2 separate regions of the Homo sapiens genome follow, and region 2 is linked to region 1. Evidence: chromatin contacts called from ENCODE Hi-C data. All regions are on one chromosome and are shown on one strand. The core of a region is the stretch at or near the end of the contact, and the rest is flanking DNA. Distances in the headings are between cores, read along the strand shown. Region 1 holds the start of FMNL1 (formin like 1). Region 2 holds the start of STH (saitohin).

Region 1 (5,582 bases), core at 1,742-4,241:
CTGAGTAATGGTGAAGGGGAGAGAAGAGATCCCTGGGAAAACCTTATCAATCACCTGGGTTCTGAATATTCCCAGTGACTGCACTGAAGGTGACAACAGTCCAGAAATGTCGCCGCTGCGGTGAATCCATCCATCGCCCCTCGAAGCCTTGCCCTATCTTGGCTGTCATACCGTCTACGGCCAGCAGGGGGTAGCACAGATCCACCAATGTGTTAGTCCCAAGCTTCAGTCATCCCTTCTAGGATTTCCTCCTCTGTGGGCCAAGATGGGAAAGATACCTCCTGCCAAGCAAATGAAATTTACTACGTAATAATTGATTCCATCTTCTCATTTTTTTTGTAACTCACAGTTCTGATCAGCATGAGAGAGAGGGAGAATGAATATAGGCTTGCAGAAACAATAATTTTCCACAGAAGAGGTGTTACTTAGCCCAGCTTTATTCCACCAGGCCTTGGGTGAAGAGTGGCTGGCAATGGCTTGAGAAGCCCCCAGGATTGAAGATACAGTCTGATAACTACTGCATTCGTGGCTCCCCGCCTGGCTTGGGTTTCCAGCTGCAGGGCACGCTCCTACCCTTCTCTTTTCCTCTCACAGAAGTAGTTCTGGGCAAGAGGAAGCATGAACAGCTGGTCCCATAGGATGACTTGAAGCAGCCACTCTCCTAGAGAGGTTAAAAGTCTGTCCCTCGCTAGGCTGCAAGCAGCCCAAGGACCAAGGCATTTCTCATCTGCCACAGAATCTGCAGGACCAAGCACAGTGATGGGCATGTAGCTGATGCTAAGTAAAGGTTTATTGTTCAATTGAAAGAGACAGCCATTGAGGAATCAGGGAATCCATTCTTTAAAAAAATGTGTTTTTATTCATTAAAAAAAAAAGTCTTCCAGGCTGGACGGGGTGCCTCATGCCTGTAATCCCAGCACTTTGGGAGGCCGAGGCAGGCGGATCACTTGAGGTCAGGAGTTCGAGACCAGCTTGGTCAACATAGCAAAACCCCGTCTCTACTAAAAATACAAAAATGAGCTGGGTGTGGTGGCACGCACCTGTGGTCCCAGCTACTGAGGAGGCTGAGACTGGATAATTGCTTGGACCTGGGAGGTGGAGGTTGCAGTGAGCTGAGACCGAGCCACTGCACTCCAGCCTGGGCAACAGCGAGAGACTCCATCTTAAAAGAAAAAAAAAAGTCTTCCACGACAGTTATCTTATAGAGACAAGAAGAAGAAGAAAGAAGGAGAAGAAGAGGAGGAGGTCCTAGCTAATCTCAAGGGCAAGGACCCAAGGGCAAGGCTCTGGTCTGTCTGAGAAGGAGAATATGGCAGTGTGCAGGGAATGGATCATTTTCCCTGCATGCCCAAGGAGAATTCTGCTTTGACTCACCTTGGAGGTCCTTGGTCAGGCCACGAAACCAGTGATCACATCTCTCACCCATCTGGGGTGCTGGTGACCTTGGCAGAAGAAAGGCTTAAACCAGGTCAGCCTGGGGGAAGGGGCTGGCTCCTTCCAGGGTCTTCCTCCAGATTAGATGTTAACTCTCCGTCTCTTGCTTAAAGTCTTGTCAGTGGCTCTGAATGTGAGGGCAGAAGGAGGAGGATGCTGTCAGGGGAGGGGACACTAATGGCTCCTGACCTGGCCTAGAGATAATTCGGGGCTCCTTCAGCGGGCCCTCCCTCCTCAGTGCCCTGGAAGTGTAGGGAGGGGTCAGTTGGGGATCCCCACAAATTAAATGGGGAATGAGAGGAGCAACTGAAAGTCTCAAATTCAGGCTATAGATGGGACCCCAGCCCCCCATACTCTCCCGTCCTACATGAGATGGGCAGTGGAGGGCCAGGACAGCAACTCCAAGCCAGTGTAGGTTTTGGAGGTAGACAGTGAGGAGGCTTGCTTCTGTCCTTTGTTAGCTGAGTGCCCTTGGACAGCTTACTTACCTACTCTCAGCCTCAGTTTCCCCATCTCTAAAATAAGGCTACCAATACCTACCTTCTCTGGCCATTGTCAGGATGAATGAAAGAGCTCTGAAAGTATTTCTGTAATTAGCAGACATCAGAGATTGTTATTCTCCAAGGTAAGAGGCCCCCCTAGATCCCTGGCGGTGACAGTGTCAAGATTCTTTTTCCCTCCTCTGCGGTGCCCACTCCTTTTCCAGCCTTGTGGCTGGCTCTCATCCTCCTTTCCGCAACCCCCCACTCCTCCTTGGGACCACCTTGGCGGGCCCAGCTTCTCGCAGCCTGCCATATTCCATAGGTGCCCCCATTCTAAAACCTGTAGGGGTGCCCTGCACAGGCGCACGGTTGGTCGAGGTGGGACAGGTGGCGGGGGTCTCCACTGGCCTGCGTCCGCGCCCCCCACCCTGTTTAGGAGTTCCTGTTTGGAGATGGCTCCCCCTCGTCCTCAGCTCGTCTCTGGGCTAAGCAGGGGAGGAGAGAAATAAAAGGTGGGGGGCCTGGAAGGGGGTTCCCACCTTCTCAGTCCGGGACGCGAGACGGGAACGCAGCCCTGGCGCCCCAACGCTGCACCACCGTGGGTCTCCGAGCCGTGCTCGCAGTCGCTGAGATCCTCGGTGCGGAGAAGATGTGCCCCTCCAATCCCCAGGCCGTGATCCCCTTCACCCAGACCCGGCCAATCCCTCGCCCGAGGCGAGCGGGAGGATGCGGTTCTAGGACCCGGAGGCGCCGCCGAGCGCGCCGCCGCCTCGGCCTCGCCTCGGTGGCCTCCCGCTCCGGCAGGTGAAGCGGCGCCGGCCGCCCCCTCTGCGGCAGGTGAAGCGGCTCGGCAGCCCACTCCCCGCCCGCCATGGTTGCGGGGGTCCCCCGGCCAGCGCCCGCCCCCTCCCTCCAGCCCGCCCCCCTGGGGCTGGGTGCCCGGCGGCGGCGGCGGCGAACTGCGGTTTGCGCGCACGGGGAGCGACAGCAGAAGTTCGAAAATCGCCGAGGGGGGAGCCAGCGCCGCAGCTTCCTGCCCCCGGCCCAGCCCTCTGGCCCCGGCGGCCTGCAGCCTGACTTCCTCCCCCAACCCTGCAGCTCGCCGCCCGGTCCCACGGACGGGGCCGCCCCGATGGGACGCCGCGCTCCGGCCCCTGCGCGCCGCTGAGCCGAGCGCCCCCCGCTGCCGAGACCCCCGCCGCCACCGCCAGCCGCTGCCCCCTCGCCCCCGCCCGGGCCGGGAGCCTCGTCCCCGTCCCCCGGAAAGCTGGATTTCCGAGGCTGGAGGCGCCTGGCCGGCTGGGTGGGGACCACCATGGGCAACGCGGCCGGCAGCGCCGAGCAGCCCGCGGGCCCCGCCGCGCCGCCCCCCAAGCAGCCCGCGCCTCCCAAGCAGCCGATGCCCGCGGCCGGAGAGCTGGAGGAGAGGTTCAACCGCGCCCTGGTGAGTGCGACCCGGAGGCGGGTCGGGCGCGGGCGGGGGGCGGCAGGGGCGCGGCAGGGGCTGGGCGCGCGTCCCCGCCCCCGGGGACTCAGGTGCCGCTTGGAGATCCCCGGTCCGGCAGCTGCCCCCTCCAGGAGGTGGGAGCGACAGTGGCCTTTTTTTCAGAGTGACTTAGCACTCTCCCCCCAAAACTTTCTTCAGTTATCGCCCGGTCTCCCTCCCTAAGACGCCTCCACCCCAGCTGGGTCTTAAGGTCTAAACAAGTATGTCCTGTGAAGAAGTTGGGAGCGGGGCACGCACAGGGGTCCCGGGTCGCCCCCTTCCCCACTGCACGCAGGCCCAGCCACCGGGCGCGGGTCTGGGGCATCTGCCTTTCTGTGTCTGGAGTCAAAGATGAAAGGGTTACAACCTCCCGGGAGCGGGAGACCTGCTGGAGGTGTTGGGTCCTGATTTGTTGGGCGCCTGGGCTGCGGGGAATGGGGTTGTCGGATCATGGCCAGGAGGTATCTGTGTTTCTACCCCGCCATATGTCAGAGCCAGGGTGCCTGTGGGTCTTTATCTTGGGGCATCCTTTCCAAGCCACTGAAGGGAGTAAGATGAGGGAGGGTGGGGTCAGGACGGGTGGGTCGCCCAGGCTAGGGGTGGAGCAAAATCTGGAACCACCCCCCTCTGTGCCTACCTGGGGAATTGGAGCGGGGTCGCTGGGGAATAGGTCTCTGGGAGGGAACCAGCAGCTCAGGCCGAGCCTGGAAACAGTCAACATGTTCAGTGGGGTGGGGGCTCCAGAGCAGACTCAGGGGTCTCCAAGACCCTGCATAAGGCAGAAGTAGGGAGAGGAAGAGCTGCTCACTCTCACTCTCCCCACCCCCGACGCCCTGGCCCTGGCTCCCTCCTCTAACTAATTGCCTGGTGGCCTGCCTGCTGTCAGCCTTCCCTTGCTGGACGCTGGGTGACAGGCAAAATGAGGCTGTGCCTTCTCCCAGATGCATTTCCCAGTCCCTGCAGGTCTGAGGGTGGGGGCTCAACGGAGACACAGGCCGCAGAGGGTTCTGGCTCAGTTGGTGGCCCTCCATCTCCTTGACATCATTTCCCCTCGCCTGGCTGGTCATTAGGCCATACGTGCTAGATCCTCAGCATGGCTCCAGAGGGTCACCTCCTAACAGTTCCTGAAAATGTTGGCTTCTGTCCTCTCCCAAGAGAAGGCTGGGGGGAGTTTGGAGGAGCTATGGGGTGGCGAGGGATCCATCCTTGTGAAGACACCTTGCTTGATTAGAGGAGGGCAGGGACACTGAGGGACGCCTCACACCAGGCTGGCCCCTGACTTCTCCATCTCTCCACCTGCCCTGCTCCCCGCTCCCCAAGCATAGGACTTCACAAAGCTGAGCTGAGCTGAGCAGATGGGGGAGGGGGGAGAATGAGGAGACACAGTCTCTGGGGGCCATCTGGAGAGCCTGCATTGGTGGTGGGTCCTTGGACCCCTGCCAACCTGGTTGGAGGGACATGGGTCTGTCTTTCCGCCAAGTGTGTGTCTATGGTCGCGGGTGTGGGCTCTTGGGGTGAGGTCCTGACCCCAATCTTCTGTTTAGCACGCTGATGGGGAGGAGCCCTGTGAATAATTCAGACCAGGGGAAAATCCACAAGTCAAATGGTGAGGTTCTGATGTGTGTGTAGGACTTGTTTGCCCTGCTTGGATTTGTGGCTGTGATTGGCTGAGTCTGACACTAAATGCCACTGGGAGTCCCTGAGTACCAGGATGTGGAGGGGGGACACCCACAGGTGGGTCAGAGAGGGTGTGCTGGTGGAGAAAGTGGAGGTGCCTAGCAGAAATTTAGGGTAGCAGCACCCACCAGGGCTTACCCCCTACCAGGTGCCCAGGAACCCCAGTGTGTTTATACCTTCTTCCCGGGGTGGCTCAGCCTGTCTTATATCCTGTTGTGGGCAGGTTAAACCCAATCTAAGGACACTTGGCTAAGACCCTGGTTCCTCTCATTCCCCACCAGCAGGGGCATGAGGCTTGCCCCAGGGTGACAACCTTGACCTCTGCCTGAGGCTGCCCAGGGCTAAAGAGTTGGTTCAACCCTCAGGTCTGGCAGTGTGTATCGCAGAGTTGGTCGCTATGTGAACCCCCACCCGAACCACCATGGCCAGAGCTGAGTCCTGTCCTCGGTCAGTGTCTAAGAGGAGAAGAACCTTAGATTGCTGAGGGGAGGGGCCCACCGCCA
Region 2 (5,582 bases), core at 3,083-5,582, 780 kb after region 1:
CACACCTGTAATATCAGCTACTCGGGAGGCTGAGGCAGGAGACTCGCTTGATCCCATGCAGCGGAGGTTGCAGTGAGCCGAGATCACGCCATTGCACTCCAGCCTGGGCATCAGAATAAGACTCCGTCTCAAAAAAAAAACCACAAAAAAACAAAACAACAACAAAAGAAAACTAGTGCTTATTCGTCACTGGCCAAGCTGCCCATTGGCTACATGGGTGCTTCAAAGAGCTGCCCTTCTCCAGGTCTGGCCAGCAGGTATGTGTTACAGCAAATGCCTGGGGCAGCGGCAGGGGCATTGCTGCGGGAAGCTTCTGGACTTGCAGGAAAGCTAAGTTCTCAGACTGCAGGGGAGCTAAGCACACCTCGGCACAGGGTGAGGCCTGCGGTTCTCAGACTTCAGTCTTTGTGGAGCTTGAGAAAAATGAGGCTTTGCAGGTCCCACCCCTAGAGATTCTGCTCTATCCACTCTTGAAGGGGATCGAGAAATTTGCATTTTGCAACTCCCACTTTCCTCCTTGAAAGCTCCGGAGATTCTGACGCAGGGTTCCGTGGGCCACACTTTGGAAAATACAGACCCATGAGATAGAATACCAGACTGTTGAAGTGTAACGGGGGCCTGGGAAGTGCAGTAACAGAAGCAAGTTTGAGGGTAAAGGACACCCAGAGGAGGGAGGGACAGCATCTGCATGGAGAGGAGAAGAGACCCCCCAGCAGCTTCCAGGGTGTTGGAAGGGTGCGCTAGTAACTGCTATGCATGGCAGGTGGGGAACTGTACGTCAGGGCACAGCAGCATGAAGCGGTATGGCTCGTGTGGACAGCTAGGGACAGGCAGGCGTGGAGCAGGCATCCTGTTCTGAAGGCCAAATCCCACAGAGGAGCCAGGGTGCTGGCAGGAGCCCTGAACTAGCCGAACAGCTGAACAGCTGAACATTCACCCTGTGGGGAAAGGGTCAGAAGCGTCCAGGCTTGAGGGCACAGCTGGGTCTCGTCACTGCATCACCCTTATTTAGGATAAAGGCCCTGAAGAATTGTATTAGAGGTTGGCAAAGCATATCTACCACCTCCTGGAGCCACGCTGGCCGCAGGGATTATAATTATTTCCATTTTCAAATTAAGGCCTCTGAGCTCAGAGAGGGGAAGTTACTTGTCTGAGGCCACACAGCTTGTTGGAGCCCATCTCTTGACCCAAAGACTGTGGAGCCGAGTTGGCCACCTCTCTGGGAGCGGGTATTGGATGGTGGTTGATGGTTTTCCATTGCTTTCCTGGGAAAGGGGTGTCTCTGTCCCTAAGCAAAAAGGCAGGGAGGAAGAGATGCTTCCCCAGGGCAGCCGTCTGCTGTAGCTGCGCTTCCAACCTGGCTTCCACCTGCCTAACCCAGTGGTGAGCCTGGGAATGGACCCACGGGACAGGCAGCCCCCAGGGCCTTTTCTGACCCCACCCACTCGAGTCCTGGCTTCACTCCCTTCCTTCCTTCCCAGGTGAACCTCCAAAATCAGGGGATCGCAGCGGCTACAGCAGCCCCGGCTCCCCAGGCACTCCCGGCAGCCGCTCCCGCACCCCGTCCCTTCCAACCCCACCCACCCGGGAGCCCAAGAAGGTGGCAGTGGTCCGTACTCCACCCAAGTCGCCGTCTTCCGCCAAGAGCCGCCTGCAGACAGCCCCCGTGCCCATGCCAGACCTGAAGAATGTCAAGTCCAAGATCGGCTCCACTGAGAACCTGAAGCACCAGCCGGGAGGCGGGAAGGTGAGAGTGGCTGGCTGCGCGTGGAGGTGTGGGGGGCTGCGCCTGGAGGGGTAGGGCTGTGCCTGGAAGGGTAGGGCTGCGCCTGGAGGTGCGCGGTTGAGCGTGGAGTCGTGGGACTGTGCATGGAGGTGTGGGGCTCCCCGCACCTGAGCACCCCCGCATAACACCCCAGTCCCCTCTGGACCCTCTTCAAGGAAGTTCAGTTCTTTATTGGGCTCTCCACTACACTGTGAGTGCCCTCCTCAGGCGAGAGAACGTTCTGGCTCTTCTCTTGCCCCTTCAGCCCCTGTTAATCGGACAGAGATGGCAGGGCTGTGTCTCCACGGCCGGAGGCTCTCATAGTCAGGGCACCCACAGCGGTTCCCCACCTGCCTTCTGGGCAGAATACACTGCCACCCATAGGTCAGCATCTCCACTCGTGGGCCATCTGCTTAGGTTGGGTTCCTCTGGATTCTGGGGAGATTGGGGGTTCTGTTTTGATCAGCTGATTCTTCTGGGAGCAAGTGGGTGCTCGCGAGCTCTCCAGCTTCCTAAAGGTGGAGAAGCACAGACTTCGGGGGCCTGGCCTGGATCCCTTTCCCCATTCCTGTCCCTGTGCCCCTCGTCTGGGTGCGTTAGGGCTGACATACAAAGCACCACAGTGAAAGAACAGCAGTATGCCTCCTCACTAGCCAGGTGTGGGCGGGTGGGTTTCTTCCAAGGCCTCTCTGTGGCCGTGGGTAGCCACCTCTGTCCTGCACCGCTGCAGTCTTCCCTCTGTGTGTGCTCCTGGTAGCTCTGCGCATGCTCATCTTCTTATAAGAACACCATGGCAGCTGGGCGTAGTGGCTCACGCCTATAATCCCAGCACTTTGGGAGGCTGAGGCAGGCAGATCACGAGGTCAGGAGTTCGAGACCAACCTGACCAACAGGGTGAAACCTCGTCTCTACTAAAAATACAAAAATACCTGGGCGTGGTGGTGGTGCGCGCCTATAATCCCAGCTACTCAGGAGGCTGAGGCAGGAGAATCGCTTGAACCCAGGAGGCAGAGGTTGCAGTGAGCCGAGATAGTGCCACTGCACTCCAGTTTGAGCAACAGAGCGAGACTCTGTCTCAAAACAAAATAAAACAAACCAAAAAAACCCACCATGGCTTAGGGCCCAGCCTGATGACCTCATTTTTCACTTAGTCACCTCTCTAAAGGCCCTGTCTCCAAATAGAGTCACATTCTAAGGTACGGGGGTGTTGGGGAGGGGGGTTAGGGCTTCAACATGTGAATTTGCGGGGACCACAATTCAGCCCAGGACCCCGCTCCCGCCACCCAGCACTGGGGAGCTGGGGAAGGGTGAAGAGGAGGCTGGGGGTGAGAAGGACCACAGCTCACTCTGAGGCTGCAGATGTGCTGGGCCTTCTGGGCACTGGGCCTCGGGGAGCTAGGGGGCTTTCTGGAACCCTGGGCCTGCGTGTCAGCTTGCCTCCCCCACGCAGGCGCTCTCCACACCATTGAAGTTCTTATCACTTGGGTCTGAGCCTGGGGCATTTGGACGGAGGGTGGCCACCAGTGCACATGGGCACCTTGCCTCAAACCCTGCCACCTCCCCCCACCCAGGATCCCCCCTGCCCCCGAACAAGCTTGTGAGTGCAGTGTCACATCCCATCGGGATGGAAATGGACGGTCGGGTTAAAAGGGACGCATGTGTAGACCCTGCCTCTGTGCATCAGGCCTCTTTTGAGAGTCCCTGCGTGCCAGGCGGTGCACAGAGGTGGAGAAGACTCGGCTGTGCCCCAGAGCACCTCCTCTCATCGAGGAAAGGACAGACAGTGGCTCCCCTGTGGCTGTGGGGACAAGGGCAGAGCTCCCTGGAACACAGGAGGGAGGGAAGGAAGAGAACATCTCAGAATCTCCCTCCTGATGGCAAACGATCCGGGTTAAATTAAGGTCCGGCCTTTTCCTGCTCAGGCATGTGGAGCTTGTAGTGGAAGAGGCTCTCTGGACCCTCATCCACCACAGTGGCCTGGTTAGAGACCTTGGGGAAATAACTCACAGGTGACCCAGGGCCTCTGTCCTGTACCGCAGCTGAGGGAAACTGTCCTGCGCTTCCACTGGGGACAATGCGCTCCCTCGTCTCCAGACTTTCCAGTCCTCATTCGGTTCTCGAAAGTCGCCTCCAGAAGCCCCATCTTGGGACCACCGTGACTTTCATTCTCCAGGGTGCCTGGCCTTGGTGCTGCCCAAGACCCCAGAGGGGCCCTCACTGGCCTTTCCTGCCTTTTCTCCCATTGCCCACCCATGCACCCCCATCCTGCTCCAGCACCCAGACTGCCATCCAGGATCTCCTCAAGTCACATAACAAGCAGCACCCACAAGGTGCTCCCTTCCCCCTAGCCTGAATCTGCTGCTCCCCGTCTGGGGTTCCCCGCCCATGCACCTCTGGGGGCCCCTGGGTTCTGCCATACCCTGCCCTGTGTCCCATGGTGGGGAATGTCCTTCTCTCCTTATCTCTTCCCTTCCCTTAAATCCAAGTTCAGTTGCCATCTCCTCCAGGAAGTCTTCCTGGATTCCCCTCTCTCTTCTTAAAGCCCCTGTAAACTCTGACCACACTGAGCATGTGTCTGCTGCTCCCTAGTCTGGGCCATGAGTGAGGGTGGAGGCCAAGTCTCATGCATTTTTGCAGCCCCCACAAGACTGTGCAGGTGGCCGGCCCTCATTGAATGCGGGGTTAATTTAACTCAGCCTCTGTGTGAGTGGATGATTCAGGTTGCCAGAGACAGAACCCTCAGCTTAGCATGGGAAGTAGCTTCCCTGTTGACCCTGAGTTCATCTGAGGTTGGCTTGGAAGGTGTGGGCACCATTTGGCCCAGTTCTTACAGCTCTGAAGAGAGCAGCAGGAATGGGGCTGAGCAGGGAAGACAACTTTCCATTGAAGGCCCCTTTCAGGGCCAGAACTGTCCCTCCCACCCTGCAGCTGCCCTGCCTCTGCCCATGAGGGGTGAGAGTCAGGCGACCTCATGCCAAGTGTAGAAAGGGGCAGATGGGAGCCCCAGGTTATGACGTCACCATGCTGGGTGGAGGCAGCACGTCCAAATCTACTAAAGGGTTAAAGGAGAAAGGGTGACTTGACTTTTCTTGAGATATTTTGGGGGACGAAGTGTGGAAAAGTGGCAGAGGACACAGTCACAGCCTCCCTTAAATGCCAGGAAAGCCTAGAAAAATTGTCTGAAACTAAACCTCAGCCATAACAAAGACCAACACATGAATCTCCAGGAAAAAAGAAAAAGAAAAATGTCATACAGGGTCCATGCACAAGAGCCTTTAAAATGACCCGCTGAAGGGTGTCAGGCCTCCTCCTCCTGGACTGGCCTGAAGGCTCCACGAGCTTTTGCTGAGACCTTTGGGTCCCTGTGGCCTCATGTAGTACCCAGTATGCAGTAAGTGCTCAATAAATGTTTGGCTACAAAAGAGGCAAAGCTGGCGGAGTCTGAAGAATCCCTCAACCGTGCCGGAACAGATGCTAACACCAAAGGGAAAAGAGCAGGAGCCAAGTCACGTTTGGGAACCTGCAGAGGCTGAAAACTGCCGCAGATTGCTGCAAATCATTGGGGGAAAAACGGAAAACGTCTGTTTTCCCCTTTGTGCTTTTCTCTGTTTTCTTCTTTGTGCTTTTCTCTGTTTTCAGGATTTGCTACAGTGAACATAGATTGCTTTGGGGCCCCAAATGGAATTATTTTGAAAGGAAAATGCAGATAATCAGGTGGCCGCACTGGAGCACCAGCTGGGTAGGGGTAGAGATTGCAGGCAAGGAGGAGGAGCTGGGTGGGGTGCCAGGCAGGAAGAGCCCGTAGGCCCCGCCGATC

Evidence for each region. Hi-C counts contacts between places; a loop is a spot of excess contacts on that map.
Region 2: a map of chondrocyte shows a loop between it and region 1 (5-fold over the local background). The contact joins the promoter of STH here to the promoter of FMNL1 in region 1. A Hi-C loop is called at or near these places in 1 of 168 maps with a recorded cell type or tissue (chondrocyte).

The regions. Positions count from the first base shown.
Region 1 is chr17:45,218,894-45,224,475 of GRCh38, forward strand. It overlaps FMNL1 (formin like 1), which reads left to right and starts at 2,992. Exons shown (of 27, transcript NM_005892.4): 1 at 2,992-3,360. The coding sequence starts at 3,232. FMNL1-DT (FMNL1 divergent transcript) reads right to left here and starts at 2,872. Exons shown (of 3, transcript NR_147507.1): 1 at 2,456-2,872; 2 at 1,375-1,561. RefSeq lists silencers at 2,567-3,016, 3,027-3,076, 3,357-3,466, 3,389-3,683 and enhancers at 3,530-4,030, 4,031-4,531, 4,867-4,936, 5,537-5,582.
Region 2 is chr17:45,994,918-46,000,499 of GRCh38, forward strand. It overlaps STH (saitohin), which reads left to right and starts at 4,333. Exons shown (of 1, transcript NM_001007532.3): 1 at 4,333-4,777. The coding sequence starts at 4,363. The coding sequence ends at 4,749. It overlaps MAPT (microtubule associated protein tau), which reads left to right. Exons shown (of 13, transcript NM_001377265.1): 9 at 1,482-1,747.